Linked DNA regions of Homo sapiens: region 1 is linked to region 2. A link is a contact called in ENCODE Hi-C data. All regions are on one chromosome and are shown on one strand. The core of a region is the stretch at or near the end of the contact, and the rest is flanking DNA. Distances in the headings are between cores, read along the strand shown. Region 1 has its middle 35 kb from the start of UCP1. Region 2 holds the start of MGAT4D (MGAT4 family member D).

The links. A loop is a pair of places that touch in the nucleus more often than their neighbours do.
Region 1: a map with no recorded cell type shows a loop between it and region 2 (2.1-fold over the local background). The contact joins the enhancer-like site here to the promoter of MGAT4D in region 2. A Hi-C loop is called at or near these places in 1 of 37 single-sample maps with no recorded cell type.

Annotation. Positions count from the first base shown.
Region 1 is chr4:140,602,032-140,606,470 of GRCh38, forward strand. No RefSeq gene overlaps it. Among named protein-coding and RNA genes, the nearest start is that of UCP1, 35 kb to the left of the region's middle. Within about 2 kb of position 1,509, at least 2 of the 41 ENCODE cell types and tissues checked have a DNase peak (open chromatin) inside an H3K27ac peak, as active enhancers do.
Region 2 is chr4:140,496,737-140,501,424 of GRCh38, forward strand. MGAT4D (MGAT4 family member D) reads right to left here and starts at 1,557. Exons shown (of 11, transcript NM_001277353.2): 1 at 1,393-1,557. The coding sequence starts at 1,486. RefSeq lists enhancers at 1,077-1,578, 1,579-2,078.

The sequences.
Region 1 (4,439 bases), core at 259-2,758, 110 kb after region 2:
CAATCTAAACTGACCTGATTAGCTACTTGTAAATATTTTTCTAAATATGGAAGGGAAGGGGGACATGAGGTACAGTGGTGAAGCATGTGAGATGTACAGTTTTGGGGGAACAATGGGTGCAGGTAACTAAGAGAAAAGATGTGAGCTATTGATTAGAGCTGACGGAAAGGGGGTAGGCTGTTTACAGTAACTAGGAGCAAGGTGGCATGTAGAACAAGAAAGTTAGATTTGAGAACAAAGGGCAAGGAAGTTAGCAGGCTAAACTTTTGAAGAGAAACTCACAGAAATTCATCGTATCCTACAAGACTTTCCCTACTGCACCCAGCACTACAATTGGGTCTTTGCTGTGAGAAACTACCCACCAGCCAAAATATCTGCTTTTCAGATTCTTTTGTCTTACAGGGTGATCCCTTGATATGGTGCTCTCCCCCTACCCCTAGGGATGCGGCTTCCTGAGAGCTGGACTGCAGCAATTGTTACTGTTCTTCTGTGTCCAGCCACCCAGCAGAGCTAACAGGCACTGGGCTGGTGCTAGGGAATGCCTACAAAGAGTCCAGTGATGTGACCAGGCTTCAGGTCTCCCAGCCATGGATACCAGCACCTGCTCTGGTGGAGGTGGCAGGGGAGAAACATAGACTTTGTGAGGATCTTTGGTTGTAGATATGTTTAGTGTGCTTTCTCAAATGCTGGTTATGCTAGCAGTGAAGTTGCCACTCAGATGGACTCAGGACCTCTGGTTAGCCCACATGTTGTAGGCAGTGGAATTAGCTGTTGATTTCTTCTTCTTGGGAGCAGTGTTATTGTCATGAGTTTCTGTAATCAGCTGAGTTGGTTGGCCTCCAGGCAGGAGGTAGCACTTGGAAGAGAGCACCAGCTACAGTATTAGCAGTGGGATATAAGCTTGCCCTACATTGGCTAGGGGAAGTGTTCTGGTTTCTCACGCAATGGTGGAAGGGGGGCACAAAGCTCCCTAGGGTTTATGTCTTTTGTGTTTGGCTACCAGAGTGCGTAGAGAAATACCATCAGGTTGGGGGAGGGCTAGGCAGGCCTGAGCTCACTCTTTTTGGACAGGGCTTGCCATGGCCACTGTGGGGGAAGGAGGGGTGGTTCTGAAGCCAATGGAGTTATGTTCTAGGGGAAAGTATGGCTGCCTCTACTTAGCAGTATTGTTCACCAGGGAAGTAGGGGATAGCTGGTAGCAAAAGGCCTTACCCAGCTCCTATGCAGTTGGTGAGGCCAATCTCACTCCCACGGTGCCCCGCTAATGGCACTGAGTTTATATCCGGGCAGCCTGCACAGAGAACTCAGACTTGCCCCAGGCCATAAGATTCCCTGCTGAGAAAGCAAGCAGGGCTTTCAGGCCTTGCCCCTCCCCATCTGCTCACAATGGTGGCAGCTTCTGCACTTGTATCTGCAGCAGTTCCTGTTCACTCCCCCACTAGTCTCCATCCTGGATTCTATTCAAGGAAGTCCATGCCCAATAGAGATTATCACAAAATTCACTTGGAAGCTTCTTTCACCCTGTGACCCCTCCCTAATTCTGCTGGCTGCCTTCCCTAAGGACCCCTGTGAATCAGGGTTGGTTTCCCCTAGCTTGAGCTGGAGACTGGGAGTGGCTGCAAGTCTCTTCCCACTGCTGTTTCTACTTTTATATTTCGTGTGGCTCTCTAAATCCATTCAAGCTGTAGGTAAGGTTAAGTCCTTCTCTGGTGATCTGGGTTTTCAGATTCCCCAGTGGGGATGTGTGTTCAGAGGCAGGTTTCCCCCGCTCACACTTTGGGAATTCACAGCTTTTCACCTGTGTATTAGTCTGTTCTCAAGCTGCTAATAAAGACATACCCGAGACTGGGTAATTTATAAAGGAAGAGGTTTAATTAACTCACGGTTCACCATGGCTGGGGAGGCCTCAAGAAACTTATAATCATGGTAGAGGGGAAGCAAATAGGTCTTTCTTCACATTGTGGGATCAGAAAGAAGTGTCCAGCAAAAAGGGGGACAAGCCCCTTATGAAACCATCAGATCGCATGAGAACTCACTATCATGAGAACAACATGAGGGTAACTGCCGCCATGATTACATTACCTCCCACCAGTTCCCTCCCATTACATGTGGGGATTATGGGAACTACGTCTCAAGATGGGGTTTGGGTGGGGACACAGCCAACCATATTGACCTGTCTTTCTGAGTTTGCAGCAGTGTGCCATTTCTTTCAAAGATCTCTCAATTCTTTCAGTTTTCCTGGTACATTTGTGTGTGGTTCTTGGAACAAAAGTTCACAGTGTGAATCTCCACACACTGTTCTGTCCATCCAAGTGGGAGATGCACGTTAACCCTGCCTCCTATCTGCCGTCTTCCGAAGCTCTTCTCCTGACTCCTAGTTTAAATGCACATTGTAGTCTATCTCCAGACCACAGTGTGGTTGAGAGCCATGGGAAATGTCTGTTTTGTGACTCTCCAAGGACATGGTTTCAGACATAACCCCGTCACTCAAACTGATACAGATAGCTTTAAGGCTCGCCTGTTCTCTGATGTGGCAGTATTGCTGCTTCTTGCAAAGCTGGGACCCCCCCCTTTAGGCCCGTGTAAGTGGGCGTTCATTGTGGTGGTGTTGGGTGGGTGGGTTGGCCTGACCTCAGGCCCTGGAGGAAGTGGTCAGGTGCCAGCAGAGTTGGAATGCGATAGGTAGTTCCCCAGTTCCCAGGCCCCTAGTGGGTGAATATATACAGACCTGGTGGATAGCATATATGGGTCCTGAAAGGGCTGGACATTTTTAGCTATGTCTAGTTTTCTACACAGCTCATCCATTGAGTTTTTAACTTCAGTTATTATTTTTATCTGTTATGAAATTTGCATTCAATTTTTATTCCATTCTTCTCATGAAATTCTCCATCTAATTTATATTCTTAAACAAATTAAATACAATCTTTTAAAAGCCTGTGTGTATCTGATAATGCCAATATCTGGATCATCTGTGGGTTTGATTTTATTTCTGTTTTTTTCTCTAGTCCTGTCCCATAGTATACTTGATACTTTTAAAATTAAATGTCATACATATATATGAAAAATTATATAGGATCTGGATAATATTATATTCATCCAGAGAAGATGTAGCTTCTTTTTGCCATGCAGTGAAAATAGGCACAGCTCTCTTTATCTTTGTGATTAAACTGGTTTCTGGGTTTCAGCTTTGATAAAGACTATTTTTTATTCACATGTGCTTTTTGTTGTTGTTGTTGTTGTTGAGACGGAGTCTCCCTCAGTCACCAGGCTGGAGTGCAGTGGTGCGATCTCGGCTCACTGCAACCTCCGCCTCCAGGGTTCAAGCGATTCTCCTGCCTCAGCCTCCCGAGTAGCTGGGACTACAGGTGTGTGCCACCACGCCTGGCTAATTTTTGTATTTTTAGTAAAGACGGGGTTTCACCATGTCGGCCAGGATGGTCTCGAGCTCTTGACTTCGTGATCTGCCCGCCTTGGCCTCCCAAAGTGCTGGGATTACAGGCATGAGCCACCGTGCCTGGCCCATATGTACTTTTAAGATATAGATTTTCAGGAGTCCCAACTAATAGTTTGGGGCATCTTCTAGGATCTCAACTCCTTGGCAGACTTTGAAATAATTTTTATCTCCCTGTTCAGAGAGAATACCTGAAGTTTGACTCAGCTTCCTAACCTGCTGCTTTGCATGTTAAGAGTCAGAAAACGCCTTGAGGGGTACCCATTCAGAGTTAACTTCTCCATATTTACTTTCTCTCCAGGATTTTGGCTTCTTACATCCTTGTTCTCTTTTCATTCTCAAACCACTACTTTTATTTCTCTAACATCAAGAGACTACCAAAAGCTCTGTTCAGCATCTTCGCCTCTTTGAGAGCCATTTTGCTTGGCTTCTGAGCCTCTTGCTCCTGCACTGATGAATAGTTGACAAATTACTTAAGAGGAAAAGTTGAGAAGAATATGGCAATCACCTTTATGCATATTCCTAAGGACCATCCGCTCGACTTAGATTTAGCAGAAAGAAGGTAACTCTGGTTTTCAGAAAATAAAAACCCAGATATTTTAGTTAGGATTCTAGTCTTTATTTTAGCCTCTTTAGGATGTTTCCAGTCTAAGGATTGAGTCTAAAGACTAATACCCACAGGAAAGTTTCAAATACTTCTGTTTGACCAAGGGTGGCAAAGACCTGGCACATGTGTGGCTATTTTTCTATCTGGCTCCAATTGTGGTTCTGGCTAAGTGATCATGGCACCCCTTTTTTGTGACTCCAGAAAATGTGTTAGAATCCTTACCAACAAAACACACAAGCCAGGACTTGGCTTACACAAGAAACTTGTCAGACATGCCTGTCTTCGGCATTAGGCTTGCGATTGGGCTGCTTGTCATGAGGTGAATAGTAACGTCATTCAGGGTGTCAGCCCAAGGCTAGAGTCATTGATTAGATATCTGGT
Region 2 (4,688 bases), core at 307-2,806:
GGAGACTGAGGCATGAGAATTGCTTGAACCTGGGAGGCACAGGTTGCAGTGCAGTGGCCACTACACTCCAGCCTGGGCAACAAGAGTGAAAACTCTGTCTTAAAAAAAAAATTACTATAAAACTTTACATTTTGCTTTCTAATTAAAAGAAATCATTTATTTTTTGTTATAAGTGTGCTTATTGTTCATTGTGCTAAAATAGACATTTGGATGATGTTCTTTATAGAAAATGAAGAGGAGGGAAACTATGTCAAATGACTATAAAGATTAGTAGAAATATTATAATGCAGATAAATTAATATGCATTCCTAATCTTTGAAACAAGCAGGATATAGAATATTTTGTGTATATGATGATAAAATCTAGTATTAACTGGAGGGCTAAAACATGAAGCCACTCCCAAACTTCAACCTCAGCACTCCTACCAAGATTACCTTGTGTGCACTTAAGTCATACATGTGTAAATAAACGAAAATTTAACTGAAAACAACGTAAGAGCAATCGTGGAAGGCTGGGTTCATAATTTACAGGGTTCCTAAGTCTTAAACTGAAAAATTTAACTACTTGAATGCTAAAATTTTACACCGCGGACAACTAGGGTTAAAAGATCAAATATAGGATACCTGGTTAAATTTGAAATTAAAATAAAAAAGACGTAAATATTTTAGAATAATTATGTCCCATGCAATTTTTTATACTAATATATAATTGTTTATCTGAAATTGAAATTAAACTGGGCAACCTGTACCTTTGTTTCCTAAATTGGCACTTCTATGGGCCAGGAGAAATTGCATCTTGAGTGTGTGTGGGAGCGGAACACAGGCCTGCGGTCCATCGGAGAAGTCCAGGCGCTGGGCCGGCGCTGTAGGTGGTCAGGGACGTCCCTCTCCTTTCTACCACCTCTTTTCAGGTACGCAAAAAACACTCCAGGGAGGAGGGAGGCATGAAGCGGGGCCTGGTGATGTAACCCAGACCACGAAGGAGGAAAGATGCGGACAGATGCTGGCTGTGTAAGAGCAGTTCTTGGGGTCAGACAGCCATAGTTTCGAGAAGGAAGAACAGGAGAGGGGAAAAGCAGTGCACAGACGGGGTCCTTGAACCTTTGAGGAAAAGGGAGCGGCGGGTACCCTGGGCCAGATGCGTTAGCGCGCGTGCAGGCCGGACGCGGCCCTGGAGGAGGAGGTCGGGGCGCGGGTTACAGCCCAGCCGCCGCTGACCGGGGTAGGCGCGGCCTCGGGAAGGCACCGACGCGGGCCTCCCAGTGCCAGCGCGGGCGGCCGCCGCCAGCTTCCCGCATCGCCTCCGCACCCGCCGACCCTGCCCCGCCTGCATTCCTGCAGCCCCGAAGCCCCCGCGGCGGGAAAGGAGGCGGGAGGAGGGCCCGCCGCTTACTGGTTTGAGTTATCCTGTAGATGGAGAAGCAAGAGAAGCTGAACAACGCGACGGCGACCAGGGTGATCAGCAAGTTCACCTGCTTGGTCCTCATGGCCCTGGCCAGGCTGCGGGAGGCCGGCGGGTGGAGGCGGCGGATAATGCCAGGGACGGGGTTGAGCGCGCAGAGCCCCCTCCCCGCGGTGCCGCGTGGGTCCCCAGCACACCCGCCCTGGGAAGCCGCCTTGCCACAGAACTTCTGCACCTTTTGCTTCCTGCTCTAGGGTTCAGCGCGTGCTATAAACCGCTGGCCAGGGCTACTGGTCGTTAAAAACGATAAACTAGGGAAAGCGCCCCATTGCCTGGCACGTGGTGGGTGCGCAATAACTGTTAGGTGACTTTCCTCGAGTGGCTTATCAAAGCTTTACCCAAGCTGAGAAACACTAGAGCATCAGTAGGATGAGACTCTCTATGGACTCCTTGATCTCTCCCCTCTAAGCTCTCCTCTCATTGAGGACTCACTGGCAGTCTGTTATAATATCTGAACATTCTACTTCAAATCAGCCCTGCACGTTGGAAGGGCTGGCTTCTGTCCCCTTGAAGGGGAAGAAAGATTTGAACATACCCCAGCCTGAGGATGCCACTATAGCCTGCGTGTTCTCATGTGCTAATGGCTAGGAGCTGTGACTTTCCATTGAGCCGGGACCCAGCCAGATCTCAAAACAAGGAGCCAGGAGAGACACCTCAACTATGTTCTCCTTCACCCCTTCAGTCTGTTGCCGGTGCTTGCCTTTGGCTGAGCTCTACTGAAAACCAGAAGACAAGAAAGTTCAGCTTGATGTACTGGATGGTCCAAACCTGGCTTCTAGGCTGTGGAGCAGGTTGGAGAAAACGTAGGGAAGATTAGGGTGGGAGAAGGAAGCTATTCAGCATAAAGAGAGATCTCCATACTCAGCATTTCACTGCCTTCTTACTTGAGGTCCAGTTTTTGCATTTTCAGTTGCCTACCCAGCCCTTCAGCTTGAATGTCCCACATCAGATTCAAGATGTCCAAACTTCCTCACCAAGCTATTAATAGCTGTTTTCCCAGAGTCCCTTGATTTTATCAGTGGCATCATAGTTCTTCTTACAATCATTTGGACTCTGGTTCATTATATCTCATTATTTATAAAATCTTTAGTTACCTAAAGGATTGTGTTTCTGTTGCTAGCTACTATCCCCAATACTCAGATGATCACAGTGACATTCAAACTGGTCTCACTGTCTGCAGGATCTACCCTCTGCAATCCACACTTCAATACCAGATACTCTTCCTAGTTCACCACAGTCAGCTGTCACTGTTGTTTACGTAGCTCCACTCCTGAATGAAAATGGACCCACTCAATCGAAGGCCACTCACTGCTTTCTCATCTCCCAGGGCGCCCTTACATGCCTCTGGCACCTGCCAGACTCTTTTTTCAATCCTACTCTGAACATGTCATGTTCACTTCTCTCCTTCTGTGCCTTTTCTCTTTATGTCTGCCCCCTGCCCACAATGTCCAGTGTCCTCTCTGACCATTGAAATTTTTTCCACATCGTCAGGTCTCATGTTTCATCTGTTTCATGAATCAAAACCTGGCTACAGCAGACCACTCTGATTTCCCCTTCTCTGAATTTATTTAGTATGTAGGGCAGGGATGTCCAATCTTTTGGCTTCCCTGGGCCACATTGGAAGGAAAATTGTCTTGGGCCACAAATAAAATACACTAACACTAATGATAGCTGATGAGCTAAAACACACACACACATACACAGACACACACACACATTTCATAATGTTTTGAGAAAGTTTACGAATTTGGTTTGGGCCGCATTCGAAGCTGTCTTGAGCTACATGCTGCCCACCAGCCATGGGTTGGACAAGGTGATGTAAAGCCTCTGCCTTTCATTTTGATATATATCCCTAGGTACTTGCAGATAGGAGCTTCCAAAATGATCCTAAGTTACACCCATGGTTGAGGGAGAAATATATTCAAAGCAGATTGAATTACTGGTAGTTGTCCAAAGAAATGTACTTACACGTGTTAGCATAAATGGTTATGGAGGTCTAGGGAAGGATAGTTGCGGTAGATGCCTGAGAAAAGAGGGTTCCCTCATTCCTTTGCTGTGTAGTCATGCATGATACACAAGTTCTAAAAAGACCTGGCTGTGGGCAGAAGCTGACATCCCATTTCTACAAGGGAGCATGGGAAACAGAGAAGGAAAAGCTGCTTAAGAATTAACCCTCCCAACAAAGTTTCAGATGGACAGGAGGAATAATTTCCACTGATCTCTTGCACAGCATGGTGACTATAGTCAATTATAATGTATTGTACATTTCTAAAGTCCTAAAAGAGTGGACTTGAAATGTTCTCACCACAAAGAAATAAGTATGTGACATGATGGATATGTTAATTAGCCCGATTTGATCATTAAACAATGTATACATGCCTCAAAACTTCACACTATACCCCATACATGTATACAATTATTGTCTATTAAAAATAAAGAAATTTCTAAAAGAGAACTAATGCCATCAAGTAAACAATAAATAATTGAAACAAGACGGCATACATAATGTGGGTAGGGTCAGTCCAAACAGTGGGAACCAAACAAAATTTTGATAAGCTTAATCATCTCGATAGCTTACAAGGCCAATGTTGTATGAAGAAAAACTGCAGTGTTAAAAGGTTTACTAGGACAAGTACATATGCCTAAAAAAATAAAGTTCTGGGATCATTTCCACTGCTAAGTTGAGGAAAATTAGTTTAATAATCAAGAGGTTCTGGTTATTAAATCTTTCTAAGTTGCTTCGGGAATATCAATAGATTTTCTAATTGCTTCTGAGTGTCAGTAGATTTTCATTGGTATCAGAGGGAGAAAACCAGTAGAATTATCTAAAGCTAGTGCTTTAGTTTATCCACATAGTCCATCTCTACTGGAAAACCTGAAGAGACCATGGTGCTAAGCACAGAAGAATAATTAATCAAACCACTGAGACCTTATGTGACAAAACTCTTTAAATGCAGAGACACTAGAACTGGATCAATATTTTTAGATCCAAAGAGTGAAAAGGAAAGCTTACTGCTTTTTAAAATTTTCTATACATTTGGCATTTTAATATAAACTATATACCATTATAAGTCAAATCTTTATAACTAATACAAGTCACAAATCCAAATAAACACGTTTTCTTCATATTTGCTATTTATTTGCTTCCTAACTTTGATTCAAACATATCAGCAACAAATTAGTTAATACCTGCTCCAGGAACAACTAAACTCCTAAACCTCCATGGC